Regions from separate parts of the Homo sapiens genome. Here region 2 is linked to region 1. A link is an interaction called in ENCODE POLR2A ChIA-PET data of the cell type or tissue named here. Cell type or tissue: K562. All regions are shown on one strand. Each heading gives the region's core, and the rest is flanking DNA. Links, peaks and the distances in the headings are about the cores only. Region 1 overlaps NTSR1 (neurotensin receptor 1). Region 2 overlaps COL9A3 (collagen type IX alpha 3 chain).

The links. ChIA-PET counts read pairs that join two places held together with the same protein. Peaks named below come from ENCODE experiments on the same cell type or tissue, not always from the same donor. Only the 100,000 strongest peaks of a DNase experiment are listed, where the experiment ranks them.
Region 2: POLR2A ChIA-PET joins it to region 1 with 5 read pairs; 3 of 35 experiments call an interaction of 5 or more read pairs at or near these places.

What each region holds. Positions count from the first base shown.
Region 1 is chr20:62,761,048-62,765,539 of GRCh38, forward strand. It overlaps NTSR1 (neurotensin receptor 1), which reads left to right. Exons shown (of 4, transcript NM_002531.3): 4 at 1-1,724. Among named protein-coding and RNA genes, the nearest start is that of LINC00659, 14 kb to the right of the region's middle. RefSeq lists an enhancer at 34-813. In K562, for the core only: no CTCF peak of the experiment used is centred there; no DNase peak of the experiment used is centred there; H3K27me3 peaks cover 49 bases.
Region 2 is chr20:62,823,103-62,827,330 of GRCh38, forward strand. COL9A3 (collagen type IX alpha 3 chain) reads left to right here. Exons shown (of 32, transcript NM_001853.4): 11 at 1,343-1,399; 12 at 1,866-1,919; 13 at 2,715-2,768; 14 at 3,102-3,155; 15 at 3,665-3,718; 16 at 4,139-4,192. Among named protein-coding and RNA genes, the nearest start is that of COL9A3, 8.2 kb to the left of the region's middle. RefSeq lists enhancers at 132-820, 821-1,508 and a silencer at 2,097-2,156. In K562, for the core only: no CTCF peak of the experiment used is centred there; a DNase peak (open chromatin) is centred at 2,089; H3K4me3 peaks cover 479 bases.

The DNA of each region.
Region 1 (4,492 bases), core at 199-4,198:
GCCTCAGCCTCAAGATCTTCAGCTGTGGCCTCTCGGGCTCGGCAGAAGGGACGCCGGATCAGGGGCCTGGTCTCCAGCACCTGCCCGAGTGGCCGTGGCCAGGATGGGGTGCGCATTCCGTGTGCTTTGCTTGTGGCTGTGCAGGCTGAGGTCTGGAGCCAGGCCCAGAGCTGGCTTCAGGGTGGGGCCTTGAGAAGGGGAATGTGGGACAGGGGCGATGGTGCCTGGTCTCTGAGTAAGATGCCAGGTCCCAGGAACTCAGGCTTCAGGTGAGAAGGAGCGGTGTGTCCAGGCACCGCTGGCCGGCAGCCCTGGGCTGAGGCACAGACTCATTTGTCACCTTCTGGCGGCGGCAGCCCTGGCCCCGGCCTCCAAGCAGTTGAAAAAGCTGGCGCCTCCTTGGTCTCTAGGATCCAGGCTCCACAGAGCACATGACTAGCCAGGCCCCTGGCTTAAGAAGGTCGCCTAAGCCTAAGAGAAGACAGTCCCAGGAGAAGCTGGCCGGGACCAGCCAGGAGCTGGGAGCCACAGGAAGCAAAAGTCAGCCTTTTCTTCAAGGGATTTCCCTGTCTCAGAGCAGCCTTTGCCCCAGGGAAATGGGCTCTGGGCTGGCTGCCTGCACCGGCCATGTCGACCCAGGACCCGGACACCTGGTCTTGGGCTGTGTTCAGCCACTTTGCCTTCTCTGGACTCAGTTTCCCCGTCTGAGAAATGAGAGTCGAATGCTACAGTATCTGCAGTCGCTTGGATCTGGCTGTTGAGTTGACGGGTTCCTTGAACCCCACAAAATCCCTCTCCAACCACAGGACCCTTCGGCTCACCAAGAACAGGGCCCAGGGGAGTCAGGCCTATTCGCTGCACTTCCTGCCAAACTTTGCCCCCACAAGCCTGGTCATCAGCCAGGCAGCCCTCCCAGTGCCCAAGGGCCACCAACCCCAGGGAAACAGGGCCAGCACAGAGGGGCCTTCCTCCCCCACAGAGCCCCCATGACATAGTCTGCTCTGGGCGGAAGAGCTTTGCTGCCAGCCAGGGATGTCCAGAGGTCAGTGCAGCCCCTACCCCTGCTCAGGAGTGGGCTCAGAGTCTAGCAAATGCTAAGGCCCCTCAGGCTGGGCTCTGAACGAGGACCTGGACTCAGAGCCAGACAGGGCAGCCTCAGACCCTTCTCTGGGGCTCCTGGACCTTGGGCCATAATTTCTGAGCCTCGGTTTCCCCATCTAAGGAACAGATGTGGTCGTTCCGCCCTCTCAGCTGGATGAGACTGTCCTGGAGGATCCACCCCGGAACAGACAGAATGGTGTCTCTCAGGATGGTGCTCTGAGAGAGGGCAGAGTGGATGCCCCACTGCCCTAGACCCTCGGTAGACGTGGGGTCTCTGGGGCGGGGTCTGTGGCTGTGACTGAAGTCGGCTTTTCCCGTTGATGTCTTGATGCTCCTATCTGTGCACTTACCGTAGGTAGGGACACGTGTCCACGCACCACAGACACACCCACGACACCTGATCTCGTATCACTAGCTTGCGGCCAGGTCATGATGTGGCCCCGGAAGCTGGCCCTGCGTGCCATGAGTGCGTCGGTCATGGAGTCCGGAGCCCCTGAGCCGGCCCCTGGTGACGGCACAGCCCTCACAGCTCAAACGCCCACCCCCACTCCCACCATCTGCAGGTGGTGAAAACAAACCCCGTGTATCTCTCAATAAAGGTGGCCGAAGGGCCTCGATGTGGACTTGAGTGTTGAGGGCCTGCATGTGCCCACCCACCCACTCATTCATTCACTCCTTCATTCAGACACGCACCGACGCAGCAGCCAGCCTGCACTGGGCCTCTTACCAAAGTCTACAGGGCTCTGGTCCCAGAAGCTGGCGGGTGGGGGGCGCCGGGATCCCTCTGCTCACAGCCCACCCACCCTCCCTAGTGCTTCAAGGAGCAGTGGGCCCCCTGCAGGGCCTAGTGACCACCGAGGGGCCTGTGTGGGCAAAAGTCCTCACCGTCTCCTGAGCTTCAGTCTCCTGATCTGTGAGCTGAACACAGAGGACGCTCAGTGAAGCGGGGAGCCCGGGGTCCCATGACCGCTCAGCTCAGATCTCCATGGCCCCCTCTAGCCAGCCCAGGGGTCCTGTGGTTGTGGGGGAGGGGGCCATGGCCCCATCGAGGCCTTAGCAGTGGACAGATAGGCCCGGGTGCAGTACTGAGCCTCTGGCCTGGGCCCAGCCCCGTGCAGGCTACTGAGGAGACAGAAGATGCAGCTGAACCCTCACCCCCAGGGCTTCTGCTCTGAAAATGAGGGTTCCCAGGCACCTCCCAGACCCACCGTTTCCAATTCTCCCCCGCCAAGGCCCGGGTCATTCTCCATCCCTGGTTGGGCGGCTCTGGCTCTCTGCTGTGCTCCTTTTTAGGGCACCAAAAGCTTTTCTCCGGCTTGCCTGAGCCTGAGCCACAAGAGGCCGGTGACAGCAGAGTCTGCAGGGTGGTGCCCTGGGGTCTTTCTCATAAGCCTCCTGGGCCTCAGGATTAGGAGTGCTGGGCTCACCCTGTGGAGCTCAGCAAAAGAAGCATTTGCTTGGGCTTGAACAGTCCAGGAAGGCTGCCTGGAGGAGGAGGCAGGTGGGCCAGTGGGAGGCAGAGCCTGAGCAAGGGAGAGTGCAGGAGTGAGGGGTCTCCCCAGGGACATGAGGGGCTCAGAGTGGCTGGAGAGGAGAAGGGCAGGTGCTAGGGGAGCAATAGGGGAGGGAGAAGGCGGGTTGAGAGCTTGAGGGATTTGAGCGCCCATGGAGGGGCTGAGTAGGGGCCTAGGGGGAGAGGGGAGGAGCCTTGGGGCCCTCGTGGTCAGGAGCCTGCCATGGTTCCTGGGTCCTGATGGCAGGGAGCACCCCTTCCTGAGGGGGTCCTCTTGGCCGTCCTCAGCAGCTCTGGCCCTGCCTCCACCTCCCTGCAGCACTTAGAGATTCTCTAAGTGTTGTTTTCCTGTGCCTGGGGGCTCAGGACTCCTTCCTTTGGGGGCAGCCAGGTGGCAGCAGGGCTGGGAGGGGTCTGGGTGAGGGTGGGGAGATAAACTATAACCCTGATCATCTAAAGGGATCTTGGCACACGCTGCCAGGCCCCTCCCTCCCAGCACCCAGCACTCACCTTCGCCTGCCCTCCCAAGCGGCGCTGCCCCAGATCCCCACCAGGCTCAGCCTGTCCTTATCTGTGCTAAAGCGTTAGTGGCCACAGCATCTCCTGGTAACAAAGATCCCCACACCTTAACCCAAAGGACAGCAGAAACACAGGACAACCCCACCCACCCTAAGGGCATGGTCCCCCACCTTCCCCTCCGAGCCGCACCTGCCCAGCTCAGAGGTGGGGATGGCTTGAGTGAGGACTCCTGGGCCCCTGATTCAGAAGAGGCTGCAGGGTCTCCGGGAAGACCCTCTCACCCAACAGCTGCTCTCTCTAGGAAGCCTTAAACCCCCGACAGAGGGAAGCCAGAGCCAGGAGGAGGCCGGATGGGGACGAGGAGAGCCTGCTGCCTCGGGGTCCCGCTTCCCCTCGGCTGTGCGTGGCCACAAGGTGGGCACAGGGAGAGGGCACCCACCATGTGGAGCCCTTGGGGGGCCTGTGTTGTGCACCCAGAGGCTGCGTGGCGAGCACTGGGTGAAGAGGGGATGCCAGCTCTTCCCCCGGCAGCACAGCACAGCCATGAGCGCACAGGTGGTGACGCACAGGGTCCTGGGCTGGACTCCAGCTCTGCCACTGTGAGCTGGGACGTGGGATAAGGTGGAAGTTAGCACTCAGGGCCCGGCCCGCAGGACCAAGGTTGGCCGCGTCAGGGGAGCTGGGAGGGAGGCGGAGGCTGCCTTCCTTGGCATCTGGCCTTGGCGGCCAGGCCAGTGTCCCTCCTGGCCCAGAGCGGTACCCGGGCCCTCGACTGCTGCCCTCCACGGGCTCCCTGCCTGAACCTGTCCACACCCCGATTCGTCCCCAGAGTTGGACACTCCGTGATGTTTAAGGTTAAGGAATTGGTGTCAATCATGAGCTTCATGCCTGGCTGCCCGGCTCCTTCTCTGCCCCGGCCTAGTCTGAGCCCCCTCCACCAACAGTGGAGCCTGGTGCCACCCGCTCCTGTCACTCTGGAGGTGGCCCAGGGTATAGCACTGCCTGCAACCAGGTCCCTGCTCTCCTCTCCACTCTAGAGCCTCTCTCCCCTTCAAGCCTCTCCCTGGTCTGAGGCTCCCTCCCCTCTGAGCCTCCCTCCGAGCCTCTCTTCCCTCTCCTCTCTTCTCCCTGCTCCTCCCTCTCCCTGCTTCCTCCCTGGAGCTGGGGGCTGTCTCTCTGACTGCATCTCTGGAGGAGGAGGAAGAGGATTGGGAGACAGGACTTTAAGCGCAGATTCTGCCAGGCATCACCTAGGAGCCCTGGCTGAACCCAGCTGTGTGTAGGGAGCCTCCGGCCGCCCTGGGGCTCAGCATCCTTAGGTCATTGTTCCCATTTGACTGGCCAAGGAAGCCAAGGCTC
Region 2 (4,228 bases), core at 229-4,228, 62 kb after region 1:
CAGACAGGAGGATCGCTTAAGCTCAGGAGTTTGAGACCAGCCTGGGCAACATAGTGAGATCTTTGTCTCTACAAAAAATTGTTAAAGTAGCCAGACGTGGTGGCGTGCCTGTTGTCCTAGCTACTTGGATGGCTGTGGTGGGAGGATCACTTGAGCCCAGGAGGCAGTGGTTGCAGGGTGCTGTGATCAAGCCACTGCACTCCAGCGTGAGCAGCCAAGCTCAAGCCTGTCTCAAAAAAATGAAGAGGAAAGAAAATGGGCTTCGGAGGCCACGGATCCATCTCTCCTCTCTGTTTGGCCGTCCGTGGTGGCAGTCAGCGCCTTGTTTCCATAGAGAGGTTTGATAGTTTTGAAGGGAAAAGCTCGGCCCACTCTGACCTGACCACCGACGCTGTCTACCAGCCTCTCTCCTCACCCCACCCCGGGGCCTAGGTGCCTGGCCAGCCTGTGTCCCAGAAGGGAGGCTTTAGGGAACCTTCCAGAATGTGGTGCGTGGTTGGGCCCCCGATCGTGGGCTGAGTGGGGCAGGGGCTGAAGATACGGGTCTGCACCCTTGGCCTGGCCTGCCCATTGCAGCTGTAGGATCATCTAGAAGCAGCCCTGGGTTTCCTGAGCATCAGACCTGTTGCCTGGGCTCACAGTGCCCCTCCTAAAAGCCCCATGCCGAGCACATTCCTGTGCTGAGGATGGGCCCGACCTGAGGCTGCTGCAAGGCCCCCTGCAGTGCCGGCCGGGACTGTGCTGAATGGCTGCTTTGATAGCCAGTGTCTGCCGTGGGGCCGGCTGCTCCATGCAGCCCCTGCTGCACTTGGCCAGTGCTGAAGGAGACCCTGTCTGTGTCCTGTCCCAGTGCCATCACCTGTACGGAGTGGCCTCCTGGGGTCCCGTCACTGTGTGGAGTGGCCTCCTGGGGTCCCGTCACTGTGTGGAGTGGCCTCCTGGGGTCCTGTCACCCAGAGTGTCCCGACACCCGCGCGGAGTGGCCTCCTGGGGCCCCGTCACCCACGCGGAGTGGCCTCCTGGGGTCCCGTCTCTGTGTGGAGTGGCCTCCTGGGGTCCTGTCACCCAGAGTGTCCCGACACCCGCGCGGAGTGGCCTCCCGGGGCCCCGTCACCCACGTGGAGTGGCCTCCTGGGGTCCCATCATCTGTGCGGAGTGGCCTCCTGGGGTCCCGTCACTGATGCGGAGTGGCCTCCTGGGGTCCTGTCACCATGAGGAGTGGCCTCCCGGGGTCCCGTCACCGTGCAGAGTGGCCTCCTGGGGTCCCGCGGGCGCTGACCCCTGCGTCGGACGTCCTGCTCTGTTTGGCTGGGAGGGGTCTGACTGCTCTGTTTTCCGACAGTGCCCAAGTATCTGCCCGCCAGGTCCCCCAGGGCCCCCTGGAATGCCAGGGTTCAAGGTGAGTCACGGGTGACTGGGACCCAAGCACCACCCTGTGCTGGGCAGGAGGCAGCTGGGCTCCCATGGGGCTGTGGAGGTGGCGGGTCCAGAAAGCTGGACCCTGGTTCCAGGGTTGCCCCAGGAAGAAAGCTAGGCCAGCCTCCTTGTCCCGCCTTCAGCACCCCAGTGACACGCTGATGTGGCCAGGCTGGGACTGGCCATAGGCGTCAGAGACTGCGGGGGAGAGCTAGCCTCAAGCTCCCACCCCAGCCCAGCCCTGGCCCGCTCCTGACCGCAGAGCGCCCTCATGTGGGTCCTAGCGCCTCTCAGGCCTCAGTTTCCCCATGAGGGCCCAGACCCGCGGTCCTGTGCGCTGCCGTGTGGCGGGCCCTGGGCTGACTGACCCTGCAGGCCTCACTTCAGTGTTGCCAGGGAGGGGGTGTCGGGGGGTCTGGGTGGGGCAGTGACCCCACATTTGCTTGCAGGGACCCACTGGCTACAAAGGCGAGCAGGGGGAAGTCGGCAAGGACGGCGAGAAGGTGAAGCTGCCGCACAGCAGCTGGGGAGGAGCTGGGGACTGGAGGCTGGGCTCCGGCGGGAGGGAGGGGCTGGGCTCCGGCGGGAGGGAGGGGCTGGGCTCCGGCGGGAGGGAGGGGCTGGGCTCCGGCGGGAGGGAGGGGCTGGGCTCCGGCGGGAGGGAGGGGCTGGGCTCCGGCGGTGGGGAGGGACCGTTTCATGGGTGCACCTGCACTGGCACCTTCTGTGCCTGTCTTCCAGACAGGGCCTGGCTGGTCAGAGCTGGGTGATTTAGGCAGGGTCCCTGGACAGACCCCGTCCTGCCTGGCCTCGCTGTGGAAGCTCCCTGGTTTGTGTCTGTGGCCGGGGCGAGGGGCATCTGTGAGGATGGCTGGCTTTAGCCTGTAGCCTCCCCTCACCTGTGGTCGCTGTCCGTGGAGGGTGTCTGTCCATGGTCACCTGCAGGCCGGGGGACCAGGTCTGGGATGCCCTTTAGCGTGGCTGGAGTGATCAGATGAGGAGACCCCAGGTGCACATCAGAGGGGTCCCTGCTTGGCCACGAGGAGGGGCCTGGACAGGGCTGAAGGGCCTTGTGGGAACAGTGACCACGGACCCCGGCCCGGCAGGGCGAGGCCACCGAGACTCGCGGGACTGCTCTGGAACTGTGGGCAAGTGTCCCCTTCACAGAGCCTCCAAGGCCCAGCTGTGAAGGGGGCAACACCCCCAGCTGCTTGGGCTTGAGTAGGGTGACTGGAGGCACCGAAAGGTGCAAGGAGAGCCAGACTGGGCCGCTGACCACCCTATCCCCTCTGTTTCAGGGTGACCCTGGCCCCCCTGGGCCCGCCGGCCTCCCGGGCAGCGTGGGGCTGCAGGTGAGGCTAGGAAGGGGTAAGGATGGTGGGATGGGAACTCAGCCCACAGAGTGATCAAGCCCTGCACATATCTACCCCCGAGGGGGCCAGCTCCGGCTGGGGGGTGTTTGGCCAACACCCAGGCACAGGAGCGCGACCTGGCTGGGGGTCCCACCTCTGCCAAGGCTGCTGACCTCAAGGCTGGTGCCCCCTCCCTCTGGGGGACCTGAGCTGAGGCTGAGGGCTCATGGAAGACACCAGGGCTCCCAGGGGTACCCCGAGGGCCTTGGCCCTGGGTGCTCCCCGGGGTGGAGGTGCAGCCCCAGCCTCTGCATCTGTGCCTCTCTCTCGCAGGGCCCCCGGGGATTACGAGGACTGCCAGGGCCACTCGGGCCCCCTGGGGACCGGGTAAGTCCTGCAGCCCCTAGTGGGGGCCGGCCAGGTGGCTGGGGGCCTGGTTGTCTGCACCTCCAGACTTCAGATGGGCCCCGTGAGTGACACTCTGAAGCAGCCGGCACCCTGGCTCTGGCCATCGCCACTGTGGCGCAGGCCTTGCTCTGGGCCCCTGTTCTCGCATGTGCCTGGGCGAGAGCTGACAGTCGGCGCTCACTGATGCCCGCACGCGGTCCCAGGCTGCTGTGAGGGCTATTCACGCGTGTGCCCGGGCGAGGGCTGATGAACTCTGCTCGCTGACACCCACACACACGGTCCCAGGCTGCTGTGAGGGCTGTTGTGGCTTAGGCCAGAGCAGGAGGGGAAGCAGGGATTTGGAGACTACTAGGTGGCATCTTGGGGGAACTTGCTGGGGAGCCCTAGAGGAAGGGCTGCTTGTGTCTGGGCCGCCCCTGAGGGAGCACTGGGGGGATGCCAGCCAGGCCTCAGACAAGAGGACCCCGGATCCCCTCTCTCCTCTGCAGGGTCCCATTGGGTTCCGAGGGCCGCCTGGGATCCCAGGAGCGCCTGGGAAAGCGGTACGTGTGTCAGTGGACGGTGGGCGCCATGCCTCGTGACCTCTCTCCCCTTTCCCTCTGCTCCTCTCAGACGCCCCCAGCCCCACTGGGGCCCCTCTTCTGTGGCTGAGCTGTTCCCTGGACACCCTGGGAGGGCTTGTGGCATGGGTACGGGGGTGCTTACCAATGGAATCCATTCTTTGTGAGACATTCGCCTCCTTTCTGGTTCTGGACGTGGAATGAGGGGTCACCATCGTCCCTCTGGCACCTCCAGCCATCTCTGACCACTCCTGGAGGGCCCAGGCCTGGAGGGGCCCCCATCCCACTCTCTGACCACTCCTGGAGGGCTGTCCCCCGCCCGGGCCTGGAGGGGCCCCCGTCCTACTCTCCGACCAACTCCATGGTGTTAACTCTGTCCCTGCCCCACCTCATCCTTTCCAGGGTGACCGAGGCGAGAGGGGCCCAGAAGGGTTCCGCGGCCCCAAGGGTGACCTCGTAAGTGAGAGGGAAGTTGGTTCCCTGGGTCCTTAT